Linked DNA regions of Mus musculus: region 1 is linked to region 2. The links are chromatin loops, found by intact Hi-C in ENCODE. Cell type or tissue: left cerebral cortex. All regions are shown on one strand.

Evidence for each region. A loop is a pair of places that touch in the nucleus more often than their neighbours do. Peaks named below come from ENCODE experiments on the same cell type or tissue, not always from the same donor. Only the 100,000 strongest peaks of a DNase experiment are listed, where the experiment ranks them.
Region 1: it touches region 2 in a loop (1.9-fold over the local background); 14 of 42 quality-filtered maps call a loop at or near these places.

Annotation. Positions count from the first base shown.
Region 1 is chr11:117,262,765-117,270,764 of GRCm38, forward strand. It overlaps Septin9 (septin 9), which reads left to right and starts at 3,482. Exons shown (of 11, transcript NM_001113487.1): 1 at 3,482-3,831. The coding sequence starts at 3,777. Gm39478 (a long non-coding RNA gene) reads right to left here and starts at 3,420. Exons shown (of 3, transcript XR_880325.3): 1 at 3,055-3,420. In left cerebral cortex, CTCF peaks have their summits at 3,073 and 4,875 (motif pointing left); DNase peaks (open chromatin) are centred at 2,066, 2,243, 2,433, 3,036 and 4 more places; H3K4me3 peaks cover 3,010 bases; H3K27ac peaks cover 4,419 bases.
Region 2 is chr11:117,322,718-117,330,717 of GRCm38, forward strand. The region is part of intron 2 of Septin9 (septin 9); the gene reads left to right. Gm34065 (a long non-coding RNA gene) reads right to left here and starts at 4,254. Exons shown (of 4, transcript XR_003949802.1): 1 at 4,186-4,254; 2 at 1,327-1,404; 3 at 684-885; 4 at 1-556. It overlaps Gm51932 (a long non-coding RNA gene), which reads right to left. Exons shown (of 2, transcript XR_003949803.1): 2 at 7,357-8,000. In left cerebral cortex, CTCF peaks have their summits at 3,567 (motif pointing right) and 7,000 (motif pointing left); DNase peaks (open chromatin) are centred at 3,770 and 4,402; H3K27ac peaks cover 1,367 bases.

The DNA of each region.
Region 1 (8,000 bases), 60 kb before region 2:
ATGTAGTGTATATTCAGTGTATGGAATGTATATACAATATATACAGTATATATACAGTATACATATAGTGCATACACACATATATGGCATATACACTATATAGTACATAGGTTTATATACTGTATATATGACATATATAACATATATGGTATATACATTATATATGTAGTAGTGCACACAGCACATATAGTATGTATGGAATTCATATACAATGTGTACAGTATGTGTGTAGTATATATATATATGTGTGTGTGTGTGTGTGTATGGTATATGCACAATATATAGCATATAGGTGTATATATAGTATATAGCATAAATATAGTATATATGGCATATACAATGTATATATCGTGCATACAGGCCCACAGAGTTGAGCCGTTGGGTTCTACCCTTGACTATATTATGAGGGGGCTGGTCTTGTCACTCACTGACTGGAGCATCCTGTTCAAAGTGCTGGGCAGGGAGCCACAGCCTCCCTGAGGAGGCCACCCCCACTGCTGAGTCGCTTCCTGCTGAGGCTGTACCTGGGCTCAGGGGTCAGGGATCCTGATGTGCAAGCCAAGCGGCTGTTTCCGCAAGTCCTTCCTGCACCCTCTTTCCCAGGCTTTTTATGCTCCATTCCCCAGGGCTGAACCTACGGGCTTCCTCTTCTAGCCCATTTCTTCCAATGTTCAAAAGAAAAAAAAAAAAGGAAAAAAAAAAAGAAAAAAGAAAAGTCTGACTGTATTTCTGGCTCTGCAAGTCGGCTAGACTCAGGTCCTTAGCCCCTCCCCCAAGACAGTGAGCTGCCGGACCAGTCCAGTTCACCAGGGTCACCAGGTCACCAGGTGGCTTCATAGACAGCTTTATCCTAAGACTCTTTGACTTGATGGGTCAGGCGTGAGCTTAGGTCTGGCTGAACTAACTGCCATACATTGGCTGGCTTCACAGCACAATAGAGGTGTTCTCTGCCACACATGTTACAGGGTCTGCAGGGATGTGTGCCATATGGTTCCAGAGAGGAGAGCCTGCCCCTGAGGCTCTAGGTTGAATTTTGGCCTCTGGCTGCTGCGCTTCGGTGGCGGCTTCTGACATCAGAGGGCGCTTGTCTCTGACTTCTTCTCTATCTGTTATCTGGCCTTTGAGTCCAGGACACATGCTGATCCCAGGGAACCTCATCTGCCCACCTGTAGCACAGACCCTTAGGCTACGTCTGGCCTCCTTGTGAGCATCCAGTAATCATGTTATCTCTTTGGGGTGGACGGGAGCCGTGGCACACCCACAAGCAGGCAGGCCTTCTGGAGAGTTTCGCTTGGAGCACAGCATCCTCTCCTTGAAGCATGGATTACAGACCTCTGAGCCCTACAGTTCTTTCTTCAGCTAAACTCAAGGCCAGAGCCCAAGACTATAGAGAGGGAGTTGGGTGACCACCTAACCTAATGAAAGTCCCAGAATGCCACAGCCACCACATGTGATCCGAGACAGCTGGGATGATGAGAGGGGCTGAGGGGGCTGGGGGTGGGTGGGACTGGTTCAAAGCCAAGTGGCAGTTGGGTTATCCTGGAGTTTGCAGAAGGTAATTATGGTGAGAAGGGAGGTACCCTGCTGTTTCCCATTGTCCTCATGGGACCGAAAGAAAAGAGACACAAGGGTGAATTTCCTATTGGGAGGATGGCCAAACCTGCCTTGGCTTTGCTGATGGAGGAGCCTGGGCATTTAGCAGGTTCCCAGGCTGGTACTTCGGGCGGCGGAGTGGTTACAGTGTGGAAGGGAAGCAGAGGGCTGGGTTGGTTGCTTGAGTAATGGACAAGGGTGTTCTGGCTGTGGAAGTCAGCACCCACTTCTATTGTCCCATGGAGTCCCCGGGGGCGGGGAGAACTCCTTGAAGCCTGCACCCTGGCTCTCCATTGGAACACTGTGGTGTGCTTGGCTCCTCTGCCTGGATACAGGCTGAGCAACAATGCGCTGTGTCTCTGCTAATCTGCACTTGCCCTGGGGAGAACAATCGCTCGGGTGTGTCTCTGTGTACCAGGTGCTTTTTATAAGAAACACCAATGAACAACGCCCACTCAGGTTGGACGCTGTCCCAGGGACCCGGCATCTTCCCAGGGCTTTGTGGTAAGGGCCTCAGCTTCTTAGATTGGATCCTGAAATCCCCCAAATGTGGGATAGGCAGGTGACCTGGTGATGGTCAGACTGCCAGGCAGGCTGAGACCCTGACAGAAGCCATCAGGGGTGCCCACTGCTCCTGAAGTAAGGCTTCCAGAAGGATGGGGGTGCGGGTGCATCTAAAATGGCCGTGGTTTTGCACTTTCCATGTCCAAAAGCTCACTTGGTTGAAAATAGTTTTTAAACCATCTGAGGCATGAGGGAGGGAGGGAGGGGCACATTTTCTGAAATAGGAAGGACTCTATTCCAGCAGCTTAAAAAAAAAAGTCTCACCAAACCTAGCCCAGGCTTCTCCTCTCCTCTGCAGCCTCACCAGCCTCTGCAGGTCTCAGCACTGTTCTTCCCTCACTGAGAATGGTGGAATAGGGAGAAAGCAGACCCAGACCCAGGACAGCTCAGGGACTCACACTGAGGACCAGGGGATGAGTCACTCGCCCACTCTGCAGGGACTTGTCCCCAGCTATGAATCCATGCAGCCCTGATTGAGCAGAGAGGTCCCAGGTCTAAGGTTGTGCCCAGCGGGCAGGAGACTTGGCTCATCCAGGAAGTGGTGAACACCGCCTCCCCCCACCCCCCCAATCCCTGGGGACCCTTCCTGGTAACTAGTGTTTGTTTTTTCTGTATAGCCCCGTGGTTTTCTCTGCTTGCCCGGTGGATGTCTGAAGTGTGAAGGCTACTTGGACAGAGAAAGTCTAGGCTGTGGGTACCCACTGATGTGGAAGGAGCCCAGGAGCAGCCTTCTTCCTTCCTTCTGATGTTAGGAACTATGGTTTCTCTCTTCTGGAGGGAAGGTCGTGGTCCACTCTCTGTACTCAGGAAGCCCATACAGTGGAAGGGGGGAGGGGCGTTGCAACGATTCTTCAGAAGGGCCGCCTCTCCCTGCCCTATCCCTTCCGTAGCACTTACCCAAAGGATGCAGCAGCGACCCCCGGGGGTGCAAGGGGGTAGCAGTCCTCGACGTGTGGATGCTGAGAACTCCCGGGACCCTCATCTCTGTAGTGAACCGTCTAGGGTCCTGCAGACCCACACTAGCCTAGCGCTACAGCTTAACCCTTGCAGGCCCCGTGCTTATATGCGAAGGAGGCACTCAGGAACTTTGGCTGCGTAAATAAAACCTCGGGCAGCAAGAGCACTGCGCCCAGGGAAGGGGAGGAATCTTGTCCCCCTCGGCGCCCGCCCGCTGCTGTGGCCCGGCCTCCACATCCTCTACATCCGCCCACATCTGGCCGCGGAGGGGCGTGAGGGGGAGGGGCCGAGGCCGTGTCTGTCGCGGTCCCCTGGGCACCCGCCAGGAAGGGAGAAGGGGGGGCAGCCCAGGTCGTGTGCCTGGGACTCTGCAGTCCCTGTAGAAGCAGCTCTGGTTCCATCCCCTCCAGGCCCAGTTTTGACAGGCGGGCGCAACAGCCAGTGCCGAGTCGCGGAGGCCGGCTGGGGTACGGGAACCTGATCCAGCCGGGAGGCGGGGGCGGGGCGGGGGCCCGGGTGCTTGGGGAGGGGCCGGCGCCCGCCTTCCTCCCCCATTCATTCAGCCGACCGTGGGGGCCGAGGGGCTCCGGCGGCCAGCTCTGCACCGGGAGCGGGAGCGCGCAGGGCCCGGTCTCCGCGGGACTCCCTGCGCACCAGCCACCATGTCCGACCCCGCGGTCAACGCACAGCTGGACGGGATCATTTCAGACTTTGAAGGTGGGTGCCCGACCCAGCGGTTGCTTGGCGAGCTGGGCAGGAACCTCCAGGCGGGCCTGAGACGGGACGGGATGAGCACGGGAGAGGCAAGACCCCGGTTTGCTCACCCTGGGGCTCTGCGCCCCAGACCCCGCATTGCCGAGTTGGAGAGCCCCATTAAGGGGGCCTGTAGATGATAGACCCTATAGTTGGGGGCCACGCGCCCCCTGGGGATCCCAGGTTCATGCTGCCTCTGGGGTGTTCGTCTTTTTATTGTTGTTTGTTTTTGCTCTGGGACTGTCGTCTCCTCGAGGGCGGGCTTGACTTCTTGGGAACAACCCCAGGAGCGCAATTCCACCCTGGAAACCAGTGGGTTTTCTTCTTTTGGTGCTCGCCCTCAGCTCTCACCAGCATGGGAGTTAGTTCCCCTCCTCGGATCCAGTGGGAGGCCGAATCCTCAGGGTGGACCTCCTCCCCTCCCCCACGCCAGCTCCGGGGTTGGGGCTGAGCCCAGTCCCGGGGCTGGCAAGGGCTGCCAAATTGATCGGCCCGCAGGCCCCATGCACCCGAGGGGATCCCGGCCCGGCGAGTCTCAGGGTCCAGGGTGGGATGTCCAATACCCCCGATCCAGGCCTGGGACACCTTTATCCATCAGAGAGAGAAGAGCCTTTTGGGAGAGAGGGGGCCTGTGCGCTCACACAAGGACAGCACTTTCGCCTCTTGTCCTGAGTTTACAAAGTGCAAAGATACTTGGGGGCCGTTTCCTCCAAGGGTGGGCCTTCCATCTCCGCCCTGGGCTTGCATGCGCGGGCTTTCCAGAGGCCTCGTGACTGCCACTGCCGGTGCCGTGGCCCCTCGTCCTGCGTCCCCCTCCGGAGTAAATAAAGCCAGTGGAAAGGGAGGCTTACACAATGGTGTCCCGCGCGCGTCTGGGGCTGGGTTTCCGAGGGGCGGGCCTGACTCTGCCGGGCCCGGAGCCCCCGCCCCTCTGAGGGGCTCTCAGGCAGCCTTAGGCAGAGCCCTCTGGTGGGCTGTGAGCGAGGGAGGAAGGGCTTCACATAGTTAAAGACGGCCAGGTTTCAGGCTCTTCAAGTGACCAGTTGGGGGTGCTCCAGGCCCCATGACTGGAACCAGGGGGTTTGTCCTGAGCCCACCTGAGGTCAGCCTTATCTCTGAGTTAGGTGATTAGCTATGTGTCAGGAAGTGGGTGGGGGGCGGGGGGCGGGGGGCGGGTGGTTGCTGATGAGTTGTGTATTGGCAGGTACAGGCTTTAGGAGCCTGGAATATCATACCCACTTGGTCACCTCAGTGGTGGGAGCAAGTATCTGTGCTGAATCAAGGCATAGTCGCTGCTTAGGAGATCTTGTGCCCCCAACCACCTGGACCTCTTGGAGTCCATGTCTATACTAAGGTCTCCCCAGACCTGTTCCGTGCTGTTGTGCCTTCTGCATGTCCTAGGGACTGTCCTAGCTCCTTGGGTTGCCCCTCTGTGCACCTCTCCTTTGCCCTGGAGCCTTTCATTCTCCTGGAAGTGTATCTGAAAGTCAGCCAGTCAGTTCCCTTCTCTGCAAGGTCTGAGCGGGAAGGGGGATGAGGAGGGGGTGGAGGACCTGGTGGGGGGGGGCACTACCTTTTCCGGGTTCTGGTCTCTGTGTTTGCTCTCTGCTCGGACCCAGGGGGCATTCAGGTGTCTGCTTTCATCCCCCAAGGAGTTGGGGACAGGGTTTCTGCAGAATGTTGCAGAAGTTTTGTTGGGGAGGAGAAGTTTGGGGGTTGTAAGGTCTCAGAAGCTGGCTCTCTTTGCATTGTGGAGGCCAGCTGCCCCTGCCTCTTTGGTTTCTCTGTGTAACTCCTTACTCGCTGAGTGGTGCCCTCACTGGGCTGCCTCCCAAGCCAGCTTCTTGACCCTCAAATTTAGTTCAAGACAATGGCCACATTGAGAGCATCCTGGTATAGAGGTTGGCAGTCTTGAGGAAGCCGGGCCTGCTGAGCATGCTGCCCTCCTGCATGCCAGTCTTCCTACTGTGAACTCCGAAAAGCTCAGATGGGGAATGGGTTCAGGGCTTTGAGTCCCCAGAGATTACTAGCCCGGGCTATCACTAGTGAAAGTGCGTGTGTGAGTGTGTGTCGCACGTGTACACTTATGCAAGAGAAGCTTTGTGCTTTGTATAAACGACCCGAAAAGTGACCTCCTAAGTAAGTGTCCTAGGAATACAGAGTTGAGTTGATGTGCAGAAAGGGAGTGGGGGGTTGGGCAGCTAGGCAGATAAAGGGATGTGGAGAGAGTATGACTCAGCCTAGCATGGGTGAGAGAAGCTGGCAGTCTGAATCCAGGCAGGAAAAGTAGTAAGAGACTCGCAGGGAGAAGTTGGGAATGGGGAGACAAGACCTTGAGGCAAAGGAGAGCTGTGATTGTGACAGGGAAAGAAGAGGGCCTTCTGTCCAGAGCAAGGAGCTGAGATTTCAGGATGAGACTGCTAGGAAGTTGGGCCATGTAGGGACCAGTTTACAGTGAATGTTCAGAGGGGGTCCAGCCACAGAGGGTCAGGTGTTCCCTGATGCTAGCTTGGCCAGGCTCAGTTGGAGGAGCCCCTAGTTTTTGCTCAGGCTTCCTGCGGGGTGTATGTGGCTCTGCCAGATAGTTGGAGGAGGGAGAAAAGAGCCAAGTTGGCTACAGCCACTGGGGCCCATAGTCCCTTTGTGAGGCTGGACAGATGGGCTCATGAGATGGAGCACAAAGGACCTAGGTGCTCCCCCCAGGGAGCTCCGGCTGGCACATGGCTGGCTAGTTCTGAGCCATGTGTATCTCTGTTTTGTTTTTTTCTTTGTTTGTTTTGTTTGTTTGTTTGTTTTAATATAGCAGAGAGCCTGCTTGCCTGCCCCCAAGGAGGTTTGGCGTTAGCAGCTGTACCAGGCAGGAACAGCCTGCCCTACAGGGCAGAGGGAAGTGATTCATGACGGGTTAGGATTCCCAGGTCAGTGCTGTGTGCCTGTGGGGCTAGTGGATCCAGCCTGTAGCTGTGTGTGCTGGAGTAGGTGTGCCAACTGGGCTCGGGTCTCAGTCTTGGTCGCAACTGTCTTGGACACTCATTTCGCCTCTCATTTTCCGTCTGTTTTATTCCAGCTGTCCCCATATATCCCCCACCCTGTCCCCTCCCCCCACCCCACCTCCCACCCCACCCCCATCTGAAGCACGGGCCACACTTGTGATCATAACTGGAGGTCTTGGTGGGATTCAGACTTGGTTTTTCCATCCCTGGGGACTGAGAGGTGGCAGGACCCTTGAAAGACATGAACATCTTGTGTCCCAGTATCTATCTTTGGTTTCCTTTCAAGGAACACCCCCCCCCCCAATCCCATTCCCTAGGGATGCCAAAGGTCTTTTACTATTTCCTACTTTCCCACTTCCCAACATCAAGGGTTTTGAGTCATCGGTACTACCCACCCCTCCCCCACGAGGTGACTCTGAGACCCATCACTGTCTGTGACTGGGTAGCTGGAGGAGTCACCCCTTTCTCTCTCCTTTTCCGGTCAGCAGAAGCGTGGGGCAACTGGATGGTATGTTCTTCCTGAATGGAGGCCAGATCTGTTATCGCAAACACAGTTACAAGCTGGGTCCTTGTGTAACAAAAGCCTCTTCAAGTGCCAGCCGCTGGCCTGTTCTTCTCACCAGCATCTGCTGTAATCAGTTTTACACCCCCAGAACAATCCTGAGAGTCCTTGATGTTTGTTGAAACAGATCTGGCCCAGAAGCCCAGACTCTCCAATCTGAGTGGCAAGACTTTTCTCCGCTGTCCCAGGGAGGCTCTTCTGCACTGGGCCCTGGACAGCCTGTGGTCCCTTTCCCCCTCGATAGAGAGGTGACCAAGAAATCAGGGGTCATGTAGACACCTCTGGGACAAGGTGGTGGTGATAGCTGGACCCAGGTGCCACTTTGTTCCCTAGAGGAAAGGCCTGTTGCTTGCAGGTAGCTGTAGATCTGACCTCTTAATTAATGCCCTTGGGCCTTCTGTGTGATGAATTCTGAGATTTCCAGACACTCCCGGCTCCTGGGAATCATTGCCTCACTGCTGAGGGGGATTCAAGGACTCTAGGGCTTCCTGCAGTGAAGAGTAGCTGGCCTCACACTTTTAATCCTAGCACGTGGGAGGCAGAGGCAGGTGGATTTCTGAGTTTGAGGCCAGCCTGGT
Region 2 (8,000 bases):
CCCCCGGCCCAATGCTACTCGAGGGTCCTTCACAATGGGGCTGGAGAGGTGTCCCAGCTTTGCAGTGTGAGAAAGGCCAGGCCAAAGGAAAAGGAAGGACCAAGAATCAGGAAGGACAGGTAGAAAGTGCTAGAAAACAGATTCAACCCAGAACCTGCAGTTAGGAACCTGTGGACACCCTGACCTAGTTCAGCTTCTGACCTCTGGCTCAGAGAGATGACAAGCTGGTGTCCGTCCATTAGTCACCAAACACACAGCCAGGAAGGTGACCGGATTCTGGAAAGCCTGGAGGAATTCTCTGGTGTGACTGCAGCTCTGGAACTTTCTAGATGCTTCTAGATTACTACCAGCTCAGGCTGGAAGACAGTTTCCCTTCCCACCTCTGGTGGGAAAGAAACTGGGAACAAAACTTCTAGTTCCCCTTTTCACAGGTGGAGAGGCCCACCTGTTTCCATTCTTGACTTGGGTGTTCTTCTCAGGCTTGCAGTTATACAGATAGGGTCATGAAAAGGTCACAGGCCCGAGTTCTCACTCCTTATCTGAAATGCTCTTCTCCCTGGCAGCAAAAAGCCCTCAGGATGTCAGTCAGTGTGGACAGACCCGAGACCCGCTTGCTGCGTGTCATTGTCCACACCCCCCATCCTCACTCCACCCGACCCCCAGTCTCCCTCTCTGAGCCCCACCTGTGGAATTCTGCTGGCTCCTGTGGCTGAAGATGCTGGGCCTGTGACAGGAGGTGCCCGTGGTCCATTCCTCCCTTCTCGGAGAGCTCGCTCTTGCAAAGCTGGGACACCAGTGGCCGTGAGATCGCGTCTCTCTGAGTTGAGCGGGGAGTGGATGGACCAGCTCCATGCAGCCCAGCCACTGTGATCATCTTGTCCTGGACTGGACATGCCAAGGGGCACTCTGACACTTGCCACCGCCATGTCTCTAGCCCTTCCTCCTCCCTGATACCCTGGAGGGACTTCCCCGGGACTTGCAAAGCCTTTGCCCCTTCAAGTCCCTTGCTTATGAGGTCTAGATTTGAAAACTCTTGTTGCCTCAAGTCACCATCTTGTGCCATCTTGACTCTATCAGCTGTACATGGTACAAGTGTGTATGTGCCAGCGCACTTGAGTGGAAGCCAGAGAGAGGGGGGTGCTCTGTCACTCTACCCTTGAGGCAGGGTCCCTCACTGGGCCTGGAGCAAGGCTGGCAGCCAGGGAGCCCCACGATCTCCCCATCTCTGCTTCCCACAGCACTGGGGTTCTAGGTGCCCGTGTGACTTTTATGCTGGTTCTGGGAGTCAAACTCAGGTCCTCTTGTTTCTGTAACAAGTGTTCTCACCTGCCGAACCATCTTCCCAGCCTGTCGTCTTGACTTCTGTGTTAGGGCTTGCGTCTGTGAGGCACCCAGGTCTCCAGCCTTTGTACACAGGGTTGAAATTCTCAGTGGGGACAATGTTAATGCTTTTGCACGTGACATCACCATTTCAAGCCCAGACACACATAGCTGGCAGGCAGAAGTTTCTACTTACTCCTGTCTTGTAACAGGGAACATTGGTCTGTGCAGGCTCACTGCCACACCCTTCTTCCTAGCTGCCTATGACCACGCCCTCCACCCTCCACCCTCCTCCCCATCCCAGGAGGCGGCTGTTCATGGATCCTCCACTAAGCCAGTCTGCCCATGGCATCTTGCCATTCTCCCCTAATGTCCGCCTTCCTCCCTAGCAGATGAGAAACCCCCTCTTAGAGAGTTTCGCGCTCGCCCAGTTGGGACTCTCACACTCCTCTGTAACTCATAAACAGGGTTGGTAGCCCCGGGCCAGGCACATTTTCCACAGAGGATACAGAGGTTACCCAAGGGGGAGGTGGCGAGTGTCCCAGCTCTGAATGATACCCTCCTAGGGTCTCATTGCTCTCAGCCGAGCGTAGCGCAGCCCTGAGAAGAGAGAGAGTGTGTGTGTGTGTGTGTGTGTGTGTGTGTGTGTGTGTATCCACATTTGGTCCTAAGCCAGCAGTTCTCAGTCCCAGCCACACATCCAGGAAGTCTCCTGGATGACAGGGGTCCTGCCCTCTGTTGATGGGGGGTCCCATCCCCTGTAGGTATTACATGGGCAGTGCTGTGTGGTTTAGAGTGAGACTTTACTGAGTCCATTTTTAGAGCCCAAAGGGACAGCTCTCCCTTCCTGCTCCCCACTCTCATCACCCAGGCCTGGGGTGCCTTTGAACACACTGAAACAGGTAGTTTGCCTTAAAAACCAGCACCTGGCCGGGCGGTGGTGGCGCAAGCCTTTAATCCCAGCACTTGGGAGGCAGAGGCAGGCGGATTTCTGAGTTCAAGGCCAGCCTGGTCTACAAAGTGAGTTCCAGGACAGCCAGGGCTACACAGAGAAACCCTGTCTCGAAAAAAACAAACCAAACCAAACCAAAACAAAACAAAAAAACAAACCCAGCACCTGAGCACCTCAGGTATGTAGATTCTGTCCTGGCTGCAGGGTGGGAAGGCGAGGCCCTGTCCTGCCTGGTGTCCCCAATCTGCCACCCTTCTCTCTACACCGAGGAGCCCACAGGGCTAGACACCTGGATGCTTTTAGCCTCGTCTGAGCAGTGGAAATTTGTGGGCCTGGTGGGGGTTTGGCTGCATTTGGTCGGGGTGAGGTGAAGGGCCTGAAGGATGGGGTGGCAGCGTGCTAGAGTTGATCTACAAGGTAGGGTGGCAATCACACTGAGGTAAGACAGTTGGCTGCAGACTCCAGGGTCACACCTCAAGTTAAGATAGCATACAGTGTCACAGAAGACACGAGGCTTACGAAGGCTGACACGGGTTTTGTGAGTTTGAGACAAGGTCTTGCTGTGTAGCTCAGGCTAGTTTCAGAACTCAATCCTCCTGCCTCAGCTGGAATCACAGATGTGCAACACCATGCCCTGCTTAATGTTAGCTTTTCGAGAAGGAAAAAGGCCCGCAGTTGGGTGCTGCTCTCTGACTGGGGTAGGGGTGGGGCTTCTCAGAAAGAAGGAAATGGGCCCATGCTGCCTAGGGCCACAGACTTGCTCTGAACTCAGTTACCTAGGAAACCAAGAGGGGGCAGGGCTTGCTGAGTTAGCGGCCAGGCCTCCAGGCCTCGGAGAGACCCAGGCTGGGGGTGGAGGAGTTTCACCTGTGGTAGTGAATGAACGGGGAGAGTGCTCCCTGGAGGTGGCGATGTCTGGGAGACCATGGAGGCCAACTGAGGAATAGGGTTCTTAGGAAACAGTGCTGGCTGAGGTTGGATGTGCCAGGGTGCAGGGGTACTCAGACCCAAGGAGGAGATCTACTGTAGTACTGGAAGTTGTTGGGGGGGGGGGGGGAAGGAGGGAGACAGGAAGTAGACACCACCGAGGAATCGAGGAATGGTTGGTTATAGGGCCACCAGCTGCATGGGGCGTGGCAGGAAGGGGCTGCTGTAAAATTGCAAAAGCTAAGCATTAGGGCTGGGGGGACAGGGCCCTGGAATCTGAAGAGGAAGGTCCCAGGACTGAGGGGTGCAGGCAGGGCCTGAGCAGTAGGACCTAGTATCTCAGGCATGTGGGTTCTCCAGGAAGAACATGGCCTGTAGAGGGAGGAGGGGTGTGGCCTCAGAGAACCCACTGGAGAGATGGATCAAAGCTGGGCAGGGGTTGGAACCAGAAACACGGAAGAGGCAGAAGGGAGGGGAGATCACGCCCGGAAGCCAAAATGAGATGTGAAAGGGAAAGAGATCCCAGGATGGTCCCGCAAGGGCTGCCTCAGGCTGGGTGTGACTGGAGATGAGCCAGTGGGGAACCTCCCAGAGTGAGTCCTGGTGATACATGGTGGGCAGAAGCCAGATGGCCAGCCAAGAAGTGAGTGGGTGCTGGAAAGAGGGGAACATGAGTGGGCCAAGGGGCTGGGCTATTGAGAGTGGACAGTTGGGGGAGGCAGGGGGTCAGAGAGCCTGCAACTCTGCTCTGGAGATTGGGCTGGCATCAGTTCACCTGGGCCCAGACAGGACCTGAACACCCAGAATCCATTGCAAGCCACTGTTTTCAGTGGTAAGATGCTCTCTAGGGGCCTCTCCCCCCTCCCTCCCTCCCTCCCTCCTTAATCCTGCTTCTGGCCTTCCCTCAAGGCCATTTGGCAGTGTCTCCCCACCTCGGGGACGTGTAGCCTTGAAGGTACATGTATAGGACCCCAGGACACCCATACTTGCCACACAGCAACACTTGCAAGTACCAGCCCTGCCTCTTCTCCAGCGCTAGACCCTCAGAGGGGTGGACGGGGGGAGGGGTGGTGTTGTTCTTGGCATTCAGTTGGAAGCATCTGCTGTACTCCTGAGCTGTTGCCTGGGTGGCTGGAAGACCGTGGGCAGGAAGGTGAGCATTGTGCCTAACCAGAAGAGAACAGGATGCACACTCGTGCGTGCGTGCGTGTGTGTGTGTGTGTGTGTGTGTGTGTGTGTGTGTGTGTATGTATACACGTGGACCACGACCACACGTTCATTTGTCTCCTTTTCCTGCTGGCTTGGCACTGCATGTAGAGTTGAGCGTGGGTGTCCTGTGCTTCCTGGCAGGTGTCACCCTCTGAAATAAGTCTGTACGAGGCTCACCATTGCTTTCAGGGGAGGTGGAGACACCTCTGGTATCATCGAGAAGGACCTTGTGTGCTGTCCCCAGAGCCTGGGAGCCCTTGCACGGACTCAGCGGGGGGTGCAGTGGGGAGTGGGCTTTTTAGCTGCCACACCTTGGCCAGGTGCCTGGAAAGAGGGAGGGGCTTCATCAGTTTTGGGATAAGGCTTGGTAGATGTGAGCCCGGCTTGGAAGTAAGATCCCAGGAGCCCTCTGAGGATCCAGAGGGATGGCTTGAGAGTGAACCTGCCCTGCTGCCTAACCTTTAAGTTCCTGTGGGCCACATGAACTTCCTATGGCTGTGAAAGTGGGTTTGTGCAAACCGTGTAGCTTGTACCCACAGACATTTATTGTGTTAGGGTTATGAAGGTCTGAAATCTAAGCCAGATTGAAGCCAGAGTGTGGAAAGGTGGGTTCCTGTAGGGCCTCCAGAGATCTGTCCCTGGCCTCTTCTTGCTCTGGTGGTTCCTGGCACCTCTGGCTTGCTCTGATGATCTCTGCCTCTGTCGCATTGTGGTCACCTCATATGCTAATCAGGCCTCCTCTGCCTCTCTGTGGTCCGGGACACCTGTGATTGTGGCTGGCTCATCTGGGTCACACTCTATGTCACTCTGTATTCAGACCCAAAAGTTGCCTTGATGAGTAAAGTCATGGCACTTTCGGGCTGAGGACAGGTCATTGGTCAGCCTGGTGTGTCTTAAGACGTGATACTTCTAAGGCATAAAAATGCTAAAATAAATTGGGTCAAGGAAACTAAAAATGCATCTACTTCTTTAAAAAATTGCTTTTAAAGATATGGTTTCCTGTATTGCCCAGGCTTTGTTCCAAGGCTGGCCTTGAACTCTGATCTTCCTGCTTCTACCTCCAGAACATTGAGATTATAGGGATTTGCCACCACAGGTGGGTTGTGTGGTGCTGGGAGGATTGAACCTAGGGCTTCTCGCGTGCTAGCAGGGTGTCCTACCAACTCAGCTGTGTCCTTAGCCCAACTTCCAATTCTTTTTTTCTTTAAGCACATGTTTTTCCAGCTGGGAGTGGTATATACCTGTCATCATGGCATCGGGGAAACTGAGGTTGGAGGACCCAGAGTCTGGGCTATCCTGGGCTTCCAATACTCGTGCAATGTAAAGCAGTCCCCCCACCCCTGGTCGTAATATAAATGGTCTTGGTTCTGAACTGCCTGCGGGGTCTTTTCATCTCATAGAGTGGGAACCCCACATCCTAAGGAGCCAGCACCCTTGGTAGCCAGTAATCTGCTCGCTCTCGCTCTCTGAATCATTTTTTAAAGATTTATTTTATTTATTATATGTAAGTACACTGTAGCTGTCTTCACACACCAGAGGAGGGAATCAGGTCTTGTCACAGATGGTTGTGAGCCACCATGTGGTTGCTGGGATTTGAACTCAGGACCTCTGGAAGAGCAGTCAGTGCTCTTTACCACTGGGCCATGTCTCCAGCCCTCTGAATTATTTTTAAAGTGTACTCCTATGTGACTTTAGAATAAATAAACACAGCTTGGCGCGTTAGCTGTTGGAAGGCTATACATGGAGCGGAAGCCAAAGTGTGGATGGAGACCCAGGCACCGGAAGGGCAGGAGTTGAAGTAGCCTGGGTGTCTGTCACCTCCTCCTCTCTTGCTCTTTTCTGCTTCGGTACCCCCCTCCTTCTGAATCCAGCTGATGGGACCCTGGTTTGCTTCCTTCCCAAGTCTTCCTCACGCCCAAGCTTCAGGGGCCTCTACGCAGAAATGGCTCTGAGCTCCTCAGCCCTGGGTGTCTGGCAATGCACAGTGAGCCAGGCCAGCAGCTGGCTCCCCCTGGGTTGGGCTCCTTCTCCCATGCCCCTTCAAGCCAGTGTGAATGAGAAGGGACATCCAGGAGCGAGCTGATGGTGTCTTTGGCACAGTCTACATGGTGTGGGGCCAGGTATTCATTGAGTTGATTCCTTACGACAAACTCCCCTCTCCCTGACAGTGAACCTGGGGACACGGCTCTGCATCTCTGTGATTTTTATTTTACTTTTTTGAAGCCTATTGTTCCACATAGCCCAGACTGGCCTCCAACTCACCATGTAGCCGAGGATAACCCTGAACTCCTCCTCCACATGCTGTGTTGGGATTACAGGAATGTGCCACCATGTCCTGAATATGAAGTGTTCAAACCAAGGCTTCATGAATGTCATGTAAGCGCTTTACTAACTAGCTACTTCCACCTTCTGAGGGGGGGGAGGAAGGGAGGGAGGGGGAGGGAGAGAGATCAGGTCTCAAGCTGGAGAGATGGCTCAGCAGTTAAGGGCATTTACCGTTGTTCCAAAGGACTGAGGTTACCCCAGCATCACAGGGCCGCTCACAGCCATCTGTAACTCCAGTTCCAGGGGGATCCAACCCCCTCTTCTGGCCTCCTAAGGCACTGCACACTCGTAGTGCACAGACATACAGGAAGTTAAAATACCCAAATACATAAAATAAAAATAAATAAATATTTTAAAAAGGACAAGGTCAGCCAGGCGGTGGTGGTGCACACTTTTAATCCCAGCACTGGGGAGGCAGAGGCAGGCGGATCTCTGTGAGTTCAAGGCCAGCCTGGTCTACAACGTGAGTTCCAGGACAGCCAGGGCTGTTCTACAGAGAGGTCTTCTGTAGCTCAGGTTGGCCTCTCATGAACCTGAGGCTGGCCCTGAACTCCTGCACCTCCTACCCTCTACTATACGTGGCTCCTCAATACCCTTTTAAAACCTTTGATTGGTTGACCGACTTTTTTTTTTTTTAAAAGTATTTGCGTGTGCATAGGTCCCTTCACAGGAGTACACATGGCCCCTTGGAGCTTGCGTCCCAGGCACTTGTGAGCTGTCTGACATGGGTGCTGGAGACCAAACTCCCAGCCCTCCTCTGGAGCAACTGAATGTGCCCTTAACCACAGCCCCTCCAGTCCCTCAACAGGAAGCATGGCTTTCATGAGCTGGGTTCTCTCCACCCCTAAATGTGGCTTGTAGATCTGGTACTACAAGTGGCCAGGCTCTCCAAGAAGACTTCTGAGTCAGTGGCTCTGAACTGAGAGCAGTAATGGGGTACAGGGTAGAGCACCCCTCTAGCCAGCTCATGGGACTGTAATGCCCCAGTCTAGGGCCGGTCTGGGCAATGTGGTGCCAGAGAAATCAGAGGCTCTCTGGATTCCAGTGTCTTAGCACGGAAAGGAAGAAGTATGTGAAATATCTCTGCCATTTTCACGTTGGTGACATCTTGAACTGATAATATTTTGGCTCTGTGAGATCAATTAAATCGGGCCACGTGGTCCCTCCTGTCGTCCTCCCCCCACCCCCAGTGGTAGCAGAAGTTTAAGGTTCCATCTGTAACTTGCATCTTGGGCTTTGTGCCAGCGGGTCTGATGGCACTTGAGTG